Linked DNA regions of Homo sapiens: region 1 is linked to region 2. A link is an interaction called in ENCODE POLR2A ChIA-PET data of the cell type or tissue named here. Cell type or tissue: K562. All regions are shown on one strand.

What was found. ChIA-PET counts read pairs that join two places held together with the same protein. Peaks named below come from ENCODE experiments on the same cell type or tissue, not always from the same donor. Only the 100,000 strongest peaks of a DNase experiment are listed, where the experiment ranks them.
Region 1: POLR2A ChIA-PET joins it to region 2 with 5 read pairs; 6 of 35 experiments call an interaction of 5 or more read pairs at or near these places.

Annotation. Positions count from the first base shown.
Region 1 is chr12:31,716,397-31,721,396 of GRCh38, forward strand. The region is part of intron 1 of AMN1 (antagonist of mitotic exit network 1 homolog); the gene reads right to left. Among named protein-coding and RNA genes, the nearest start is that of AMN1, 10 kb to the right of the region's middle. RefSeq lists enhancers at 2,172-2,679, 2,680-3,186. In K562, no CTCF peak of the experiment used is centred here; a DNase peak (open chromatin) is centred at 2,590; H3K4me3 peaks cover 1,298 bases.
Region 2 is chr12:31,861,940-31,866,939 of GRCh38, forward strand. No RefSeq gene overlaps it. Among named protein-coding and RNA genes, the nearest start is that of LINC02422, 23 kb to the right of the region's middle. In K562, no CTCF peak of the experiment used is centred here; no DNase peak of the experiment used is centred here.

The DNA.
Region 1 (5,000 bases), 150 kb before region 2:
TAGGGTAGGCATATGTTTAGCTTAATGCCAGTTTTTCAAAGTGGTTGTACCCAATCACAATCCTACCATTGGTGAATGAGCATTCTTGTGGTCCATATCCTTGCCAACACTTGGCATTGTTAATCTTTTAAATTTTAGTCATTTTAGTGGGTATATAATAGCAATGCAATGTGGCATTAAATTGCAATCTCTGATTAATATGGGTACACATTCATCTTTTTATTGTCTGGTTGGATATCCTCTTTTGTGGAGTATCTACTCAAGTATTTTGCCCTCTTTCATTTTGGGTTAATTATGTTTCTTACTGATATATAGGAATTCCTGTTATATGCTGGATATGAACCTTCTGTTTGTTATATACGTTGCAAATATATTCCCCCATTCCGTGGATTGCCTTTCCACTTTCTTAATCATGTCTTTTGCTGAAGAGAAGTACATTCTAATACAGTCCAATTTATCAGTGTTTTCCATTACAGCAGGTGATTTTTTGTCCTGTTCATAAACTTTCCCTGTCCTAAGTTCATGAAGATATTCTCCTATGTTTTCTTCTACAAGAATTCACTAAGTTTATTGTTTCACCTTTCCTTTTTGACTTACAAACCACCAGGAACTGATTTTTTTTTTTACATTTTTATTTAAGTTCCGGGATATACACCTAGGTATTAAGCCCCACATGCATTGTCTATTTGTCCTGATGCTATCCTTTCCCTTGCTCCCCCCAACCACAGGCCCCGGTGTGTGTTGTTCCCCTCCCTGTGTCCATGTGTTCTCATCATTCAGCTCCACTTATGACATGCGGTGTTTGGTTTTCTGTTCCTGTGTTAGTTTGCTGAGGATGATGTCTTCCAGCTTTATCCATGTCCCTGCAAAGGACGTGATTTCATTTCTTTTTATGGCTGCATAGTATTCCATGGTTTATATGTACCACACTTTCTTTATCCAGTCTATCACTGATGAGCATTTGAGTTGGTTCCATGTCTTTGCTATTGTGAATAGTGCTGCAATAAACATATGTGTGCAATAAGCAAACATTCATTGTAATAGAATCATTTATATTCCTTTGGGTATATACCCAGTAATGGGATTGCTGGGTCAAATGGTATTCCTGGATAAACACATTCGTTATGAAGAAAGATTAAATAAATTCTTCTCTAGTGTCAAGCTACTTTAAACTTGTTTTAATTCAAGACTCTTCTGTGGTGCCTTCTAATCTGTCTACAGACAGTCTAATTTAATTCAGTCTTATTTAATTCACAAGAGGCAGTATCAGAAACTGGGATTTCTTGGTAACTAAGATTTATAGTTAACTTTTTTTTTTTAATTTTACTTTAAGTTCTGAGATACATGTGCAGAACATTCAGGTTTGTTACATAGGTATACATGTGCCATGGTGGTTTGCTGCCCCTATCAACCTGTCATCTAGGTTTTAAGCCCTGCATGCACTAGGTATTTGTCCTAATGCTCTCCCTCCCCTTGTCCCCAACCCCCCGACAGGCCCCAGTGTGTGATGTTCCCCTCCCTGTGTCCATGTGTTCTCATTGTTCAACCTGAATTTGAATGTTGGCCTGTCTTGCTAGGTTGGGGAAGTTCTCCTGCATAATATCCTGAAGTGTGTTTTCCAACGTGGTTCCATTCTCTCAATCACTTTCAGGTACACCAATCAATCGTAGGTTTGGTCTTTTCACATAGTCCCATATTTCTTGGAGGCTTTGTTCGTTTTCATTCCTTTTTCTCTAATCTTGTCTTTGCCTCTTATTTCAGTAAGTTGATCTTCAATCTCTGCTATTCTTTCTTCTGCTTGATCAATTTGGCTATTGATATTGTATATGCTTCATGAAGTTCTCATGCTGTGTTTTTCAGCTCCATCAGGTCATTTATGTTCTTCTCTAAACTGGTTATTCTAGTTAGCAGTTCCTGTAACCTTTTATCAAGGTTCTTAGCTTCCTTGTGTTGGGTTAGAACATGCTTCTTTAGCTTGGAGAGTTTGTTATTACCAACCTTCTGAAGCCTACTTCTGTCAACTCGTCAAACTCATTCTCTGTCCAGTTTTGTTCCCTTGCTGGCAAGGAGTTGTGTTCCTCTGGAGAATAGGCATTCTGGTTTTTGGAATTTTCAGGCTTTCTGCTCTAGTTTCTCCCCATCTTTGTGGTTTTATCTACCTTTGGTCTTTGATGTTGGTGACCTATGGATGGGGTTTTGGTGTGGATGTCCTTTTTGTTAATGTTGATGCTATTCCTTTCTGTTTGTTAGTTTTCCTTCTAACAGACAGGCCCCTCAGCTGCAGGTCTGTTGGAGTTTACTGGAGGTCCACTCCAGACCCTGTTTGCCTGGGTCTATAGACCTGTCTGCTGCCTTTTGTTCAGATATGCCCTGCCCCAGAGGTGGAATCTAGAGAGGCAGTAGGCCTTGCTGAGCTGTAGTGGGCTCCGCCCAGTGTGAGCTTCCTTGCCACTTTGTTTACACTGTGAGCATAGAACCGCCTACTCAAGCCTCAGCAATGGCAGACGCCCCTCCCCCCGCCAAGCTCCCACATCCCAGGTCGATCTCAGACTGCTGCGCTAGCAGCGAGCAAGGCTCCGTGGGTATGGGACCTGCCAAGCCAGGCACAGGAGGCAGTCTCCTGGTCTGCTGATTGGGAAGACCGTGGGAAAAGCGCAGTATTTGGGCAGGAGTGTACAGTCACTCAGAGCTTCCCTTGACTAGGAAAGGGAAATCCCCCGACCCCTTGCACCCAGGTGAGGCGACGCCCTGCCCTGCTTCAGCTCGCCCTCCGTGGGCTGCAGTCACTGTTCAACCAGTCCCAGTGAGATGAACCAGGTACCTCAGTTGGAAATGCAGAAATCGCCCATCTTCTGCGTCAATCTTGCTGGGAGCTGCAGACTGGAGCTGTTCCCATTTAGCCATCTTGGAAGTGACCTCCCAATTTCTTTTTAATGATATAAAATCTTTCCTAAGCATCACTAGGATCAGAAAAGCAAATTTTTCAGAAATTTCAAAAATGTAGAGAAAAGGTTAGACATTTTGTTAGGGAAGTAAAAATATATACAATTATACACATATAAAATTATATTTGTTCTGGAATATACAATATGTTATTTGTATTGCTCACTGTAGATCTAGTGATTGTAAGAACTTATGTAGCATTTTATCAAGCCTCCCTATCTCTTTAGAGACTTCAAAGACTTCAGAAAGGTATGGAGAACATCAAATGTTGGTCAAGATGGTAGTCAACAGGAACTCTCAAACATTGAGAGTAGGCATGTAATTTGGTACAAGCATCTGAGAAAACTGTTTGGCCTTATCTAGTAAAGCTAAAGATGTATAGATCCTAAGATCTAGCAATTCCAGTTGGAGGTATCAACCCTGGAAAACCTTGCACTTTTGAGTCAGAAGATGTAGACAACAAAACTCACAGCAGCATTGTTTGTAACAGAGAGAACTAAAAACAACTCAAATTACCATCCACAGTAAATAGAATGAATTACAATATAGTTATACAATGGAACCTTTTGTTTGTGCAATTTATTCAAGTGGTTGCATGCGGCCACAGTTCATTTCGTTCTCAATATATGTTATAATATATAGATGATACATGTATGTGTGTATATATATATTTCATTGTGTGAATATACTACATTTAATTTTTCCATTCCGTTGTCATTTGACATTGTCAACATACATTGCTTTACTTTTTTCTTTTAAAAAGTTGAGATGAAAGATAATATGAAATTAATCATTTTACAGTGTGCACTTCAGTGGCATTTTGTACATTTACAATGTTGTGCAACTACCACCTGTATCTAGTTCTAAAACATTTTCACCAGCCCAAAAGAAAACTTATCTCTATTAAGAAGTCAGTCCCTGCCGGGTGTGGTGGCTCCCACCTGTAATCCCAGTACTTTGGGAAGCTGAGGCATGTGGATCATCTGAGGTCAGGAGTTCGAGACCAGCCTGACCAACATGGTATAACCCCATCTCTACCAAAAATACAAAATTAGCCGGGTGTGGTGGCAGGTGCCTGTAATCCCAGCTACTTGGGAGGCTGAGGCAGGAAAATCGCTTGAACCATGGAGGAAGAGGTTTCAGTGAGCTGAGATCGTGCCACTGCACTCCAGCCTGGACAACATGAGTGAAACTCTGTCTCAAAAAAAAAAAAAAAAGTCAATCCCCATTCCTCCTTTTTCTCACAAATACCAATTATGGGTTGTAATACCTCAGAACTACCAATTTGCTTCCTGTCACTATTGATTTATCTGGATTTATACAATATGTGGCCTCTGTGTCTGGCTGCCTTCAATTAGCATCATGTTTTCAAGGTTTATCCACATTGTAGTATGTATCAGTATTTCATTCCTTTTTACAGCTGAATAACATTCAACTATACAAATATACCACATTTTGTTTATTGATTCATCAATTGATGGACATCTGTCTGGGTTTTTCTACCTTTGGCTAATGTGAATAATGCTGCTATGAACATTCATGTACAAGTATTTGAGTACCCAGTTTCAATTCAACTGGGTATAGACTTAGAAGTCAAATTGTAGCAGAATTGTAGGCCAAGTGTAGTGGCTCATATCTATAATCCCAGCACTTTGGAAGCCAACGTGGGAATATCTCTTGAGTCCAGGAGTTTGAGACCAGCCTCATTTATTTGGTTGAGCCACAGGTGAGCAGTCTCTCAAAACAAAAGTGAATGCAGAGCCTTGCCTAACAGTGCAAAGCCAGCTGCTTATATATCTGGCTCCTGCGACAGTCTGATTTGATTGGTGAGGATGATGGGGTGCTGGGCATATGGGTGGCCGAAATTATCAAGGACCGTGGAGTAAAATGTAGCGGTTTCCACTGGGGAAGAAAAAGAAGGACTTCCGGGTTTGGATGCTCAATGGGAGGTACCCAGGGGAGGAAGCTGGGTATCTGATGCTCAGGTATCAATACTGGGGTGGCATCAATACAGGAGTGGACAGCAAGAGGGAAATATCATCCTCAACACCCTCAGC
Region 2 (5,000 bases):
ACTGCAACCTCCACCTCCTGGGCTCCAGTGATTCTCGTGCCTTAGACTCCTGAGTAGCTGGGATTACAGGCACATACCACCACACCTGGCTAATTTTTGTATTTTTTTAGTAGAGACAGGGTTTCACCATCTTGGCCAGGCTGGTCTCCCACTCCTGACCTCAAATGATCTGCCCACCTCAGCCTCCCAAAGTGCTGGGATTACAGGTGTGAGCCACTGTGCCCGGCTGAGTTGTTTGGTATTTCTTACTTATTTGTAGAAGTTAGTTATGTTTTTCTCAGTTATAATTCTTTGTCAATTATGTGCCAAATATCTTCTCCCAGTTTGTAGCTTATATTTTCATTTTCATTGTGGTATCTTTTGAAAACCAGAAGTTCTTAATTTTAATATAATACAATTTATCAATCTTTCCCTTTATATGATTTTCTTCTTTTTCCTGTTTTAAATGATGGACTATTAGAACGTGGAACTATATTATTTTAAATATTATGATAAATACATAGAATACATAATACAAAAAAGTTAAACAACTGGTATATATATTGGATAAGAAAAGATAAAATGATATCTTTCAGCTGATTATAAGATTTATGCGGCCGGGCACTGTGGTTCATGCCTGTAATCTCAGCACTTTGGGAGGCCGAGGCGGACGGATCATGAGGTCAGGAGTTCGAGACCATCCTGGCTAACACGGTGAAACCCCCATCTCTACTAAAAATACAAAAAATTAGCTGGGCTTGGTGGTGGGCACCTGTAGTACCAGCAACTCGGGAGGCTGAGGCAGGAGAATGGCATGAACCTGGGAGGTGGAGCTTGCAGTGAGCCGAGATCGTGCCACTGCACTCCAGTGTGGGTGACAGAGTGAGACTCCGTCTCAAAAAAAAAAAAAAAAAAAAAAAAAAAAGATTTATGCCTGTATATCCCAAGGACTCCGGTTTGAAGAAAAAAAAAAACTACTTGAATCAATAAAAGTAGTGATATGGTAGTTGTATTCAAGATAAAAATACAGGCCAGATGCAGTAGCTCATGCCTATAATCCCAACACTTTTAGAGGCCAAGGTGGGAGAGGATTGCTTGAGTGCAGAAGTTCAAGACCTGCCTGGGAACCATGCCGAGACCTGGTCTCTACAAAAAATAAAAAATTAGCTGGGTGTGTGGTGATGCATGCCCCTAGTCCCAGCTACTCAGGAGGCTGAGGTGAGAGGATCCCTTGAGCCCAGAAGGTCAAGGATGCAGTGAGCCATGATCATGCCACTCTACCCCAGCCTGGGCAAGAGAGTGAGATCCTGTCTAAAAAAATTTAAAAAAAGATAAATATGCAAAAGGTATAAAAACCAGTATGTTTTTTCAATTCTTGAAGTAGTGGCACATGCCTGTAATCCCAGCTACTTGGGAGGCTGAGGCAGGAGAATTACTTGAACCCTGGAGGCAGAGGTTGCAGTGAGCCGAGATCGCGCCACTGCACTCCAGGCTGGGTGACAGGGCAAGACTCTGTCTTAAAAAAAAAAAAAAAAAAAAAAAATTGGCCGGGCGCAGTGGCTCATGCCTGTAATCCCAGCACTTTGGGAGGCTGAGGCAGGCGGAACACGAGGTCAGGAGATCGAGACCATCCTGGCTAACATGGTGAAGCCCCGTCTCTACTAAAAATACAAAAAAATACAAAAAATTACAAAAAATTAGCCGGGCGTGGTGACGGGCACCTGTAGACCCAGCTGCTCGGGAGGCTGAGGCAGGAGAATGGCGTGAACCCAGGAGGCAGAGCTTGCAGTGAGCCGAGATCACGCCACTGCACTCCAGCGTGGGCGACAGAGCGAGACTCCGTCTCAAAAACAAAAAATCAAACCTGCAATAAACTTATGCATATATATGTTTATATTGTTGGAAGTTTATCTTCAGGGTAAATTTCTAGAAATGAGATTGCTGGGTCAAAATATAAGTGCATATGTCGTTTATTCAGATATTACCAAATTTCTCTCCAGAAGCGTTGAACCAATTTTCATTCCCACCAGTAATGAATGAGACTGTGTATTTCCCTTACAGTCTCTCCAACAGAATATACTGTCAGTCTGTATTTTTAAATTTTTGTCTATCTAAACTTTTCCAGGTAAAAATGGTATCTCAGTGTTGTTTTAATCTGCATTTTTCTAATTATGAATGAGTCTGACATTTTTTCATATATTTGAGAGACATTTTTCTATCTTTTTTTGTTTGTTGTCTGTTCACATCTTTTCCCATTTTTCTGTTGAGTTTTTGGTCCTTTGTCCTCAAATTTTAAGCATTTTTTATATTTTAAGGATTTTACTCCTTGTCTATGGTATATGTGTGAATATTTTCTCCTATTTTTGTCAGTTATCCTTTGTCCTTCTTTATGGTACTTTTGTCACGCAAATTTAAGCATTTACATATCATCACATTTATCAATCTTTTATTACGTCTGAATTTTGAGCCCCAGTTCAAAAGCCATTCCCTACACTGAAGTTAAAGAGGAATCTACCCGTGTGTTTTTCTAATATGTTGGTGCAAAAGTGATTGAGGTTTTGCCATTACTTTTATTTATTTATGTGTTTGTTTGTTTGTTTATTTTTGAGATAGAGTCTCGCTCTGTTGCCCAGGCTAGAGTGCAGTGGCACGACTGGCTCACTGCAACCTCCACCTCCTAGGTTCAAGTGATTCTCTTGCCTCAGCCTCCCGAGTAGCTGGGATTACAGGTGCGTGCCACCATGCTCAGCTAATTTTTTTTTTTTTTTTTGTATTTTTAGTAGAGATGGGGTTTCACCATGTTGGCTAGGCTAGTCTTGAACTCCTGACCTCAGGTGATCCGACCACTTCGGTCTCCCAGAGTGCTGGGATTACAGGCATGAGCCACTGTGCCCAGCCCTGCTGTTACTTTTAATGGTGCTTGAATGGTTTCCTTTTTTACATATAGATCCCTCATCTATTAGAAGTTGATTCTTACATATGGTGTGAAGTATTCATCTATATATATTTTCCAAGTGCCTACCCATTTGTTCTAGCATTTTTTCAAAGTCTTTCTTTACTTCAGTGATTTGACATGCCATCTTTGCCAGATACCTAATTGTATCTTGATAAATAAAAGTTACTTTTAATGGCTAAGTACTTTAAAATATTATCTTAAGTTACTTTTAGAATTTATAAACATTTCTCCCTCTTTTTAACCCCTTTAAGGTAAAGAGTCCCAAAGCAGCTTTAGGGAGGGAAAAAGGTCACAGTGGGACCTTGGCCTGGCCTTAACTGTCAAGACACTAAGCTGATGAGTGGCAGCTGTAAAGAGTTGTCCTGGGGACTGTGCCAGGATACTTTTTATATTATTTTTATCTCTATGAAAGCAATACATGTGCATAGTTTTATATGTCAAAAAGTGACTGGGCATGGTGGCATGTGCCTGTAATCCCAGCTACTCGGGAGGCTGAGGTGGGAGGATTGCTTGAGCCCAGGAGGTTGAGAACGGCCTCAGCAACATAGCAAGACCCTCATTTCAAAAAAAAAAAAAAAAAAAGAAATAAAATAAAATAAATGTAAAAATGAAAAAACAAAAAGTGAAGTGTGAACAATAAGAAGTGTAAATCCTGGCCGGGCATGGTGGCTCACACCTGTAATCCCAGCACTTTGGGAGGCCGAGGTAGGTGGATCACGAGGTCAGGAGTTCAAGATCAGCTTGGCCAAGATGGTGAAACCCCGCCTCTTCTAAAAATACAAAAAATTAGCCGGGTGGGGTGGTGGGCGCCTGTAATCCCAGCTACTCGGGAGGCTGAGGCAAAGGATTGCTTGAACTCGGGAGGCAGAGGTTGCAGTGAGCTGAGATCGCGCCACTGCACTCCAGCCTGTGCGACAGAGCAAGACTCTGCCTCAAAAAAAAAAAAAAGAAATGTAAGTCCTTGGCTGTACCCCTCCCCTAACCTTGATTTCCAACTAGAGTTTAAGCCTTAAGAGGGGAGATTAGAACTAATAAATAATTTTAGCAAGGCTGCAAGATATGAGATCAATACACAAAAATCAATCGTGTTTCTACACACTTGCAATGAACAGTTCAAAAATAAAATTAATAAAAGTTTCATCTACAATAGTATCAATAAGAATACATTATTTAGGAATAACTTTAACAAAAGAAATGCAAAAATTATACTCCCCAAACTGCAAACCATTCTTGAAAGAAACTAAAAAACATCCAAATAAATGGAAAAACATTCTATGTTCATGGATTGGGAGATAATATTGTTAAGATAGCAATACTCGGCCAGGCACAGTGGTGCATGTCTGTAATCCCAGCACTTTGAGAGGCTGAGCTAGGATGATCACTTGAGCCCAGGAGTTCAAGACCAGCCGAGGCAACATAGGAAGACCCCATCTCTACAAAAAATTTAAGAATTAGCCCAGCCAGGCACAGGGGCTCATGCCTGTAATCCCAGCACTTTAGGAGGCCGAGGTGAGTGGATCACCTGAGGTCAGGAGTTCGAGACCAGCTTGGCCAACATGGTGAAACCCCATCTCTACTAAAAATACAAAAATTAGCCTGGCATGGTGGCATATGCATGTAGTCTCAGCTACTCAGGAGGCTAAGGCACAAGAATCACTTGAACCCAGGAGGCAGAGGTTGTAGTGAGCTGAGATCACGCCACTGCACTCCAGCCTGGGCAAGAGAGCAACACTCCCTCTCAAAAAACATAAATTAAATAAATTTAAAAAAAATTAGTTGAGTGTGGTGGTGCACGCCTATGGTCTCAGCTACTCAAGAGGCTGAGGTTGGAGGATCGCTTCAGTGCAGGAAGTCAAGGCTGCCAAGGCTGGTGTGAGCTGTGATCACACCACTGCATTCCAGCCTGGGTGACAGACTGAGATCCTGTCTCAAAAACAAAACAAACAAAAGCAATACTCCTCAAATTGATCTATAGATTTACAGATTTGAAGATTTGATCAGAATTCCAGCTAGTTATAGAAATTGACAAAATGATCTAAAATTCATATGGAATTGCAAGGGACCT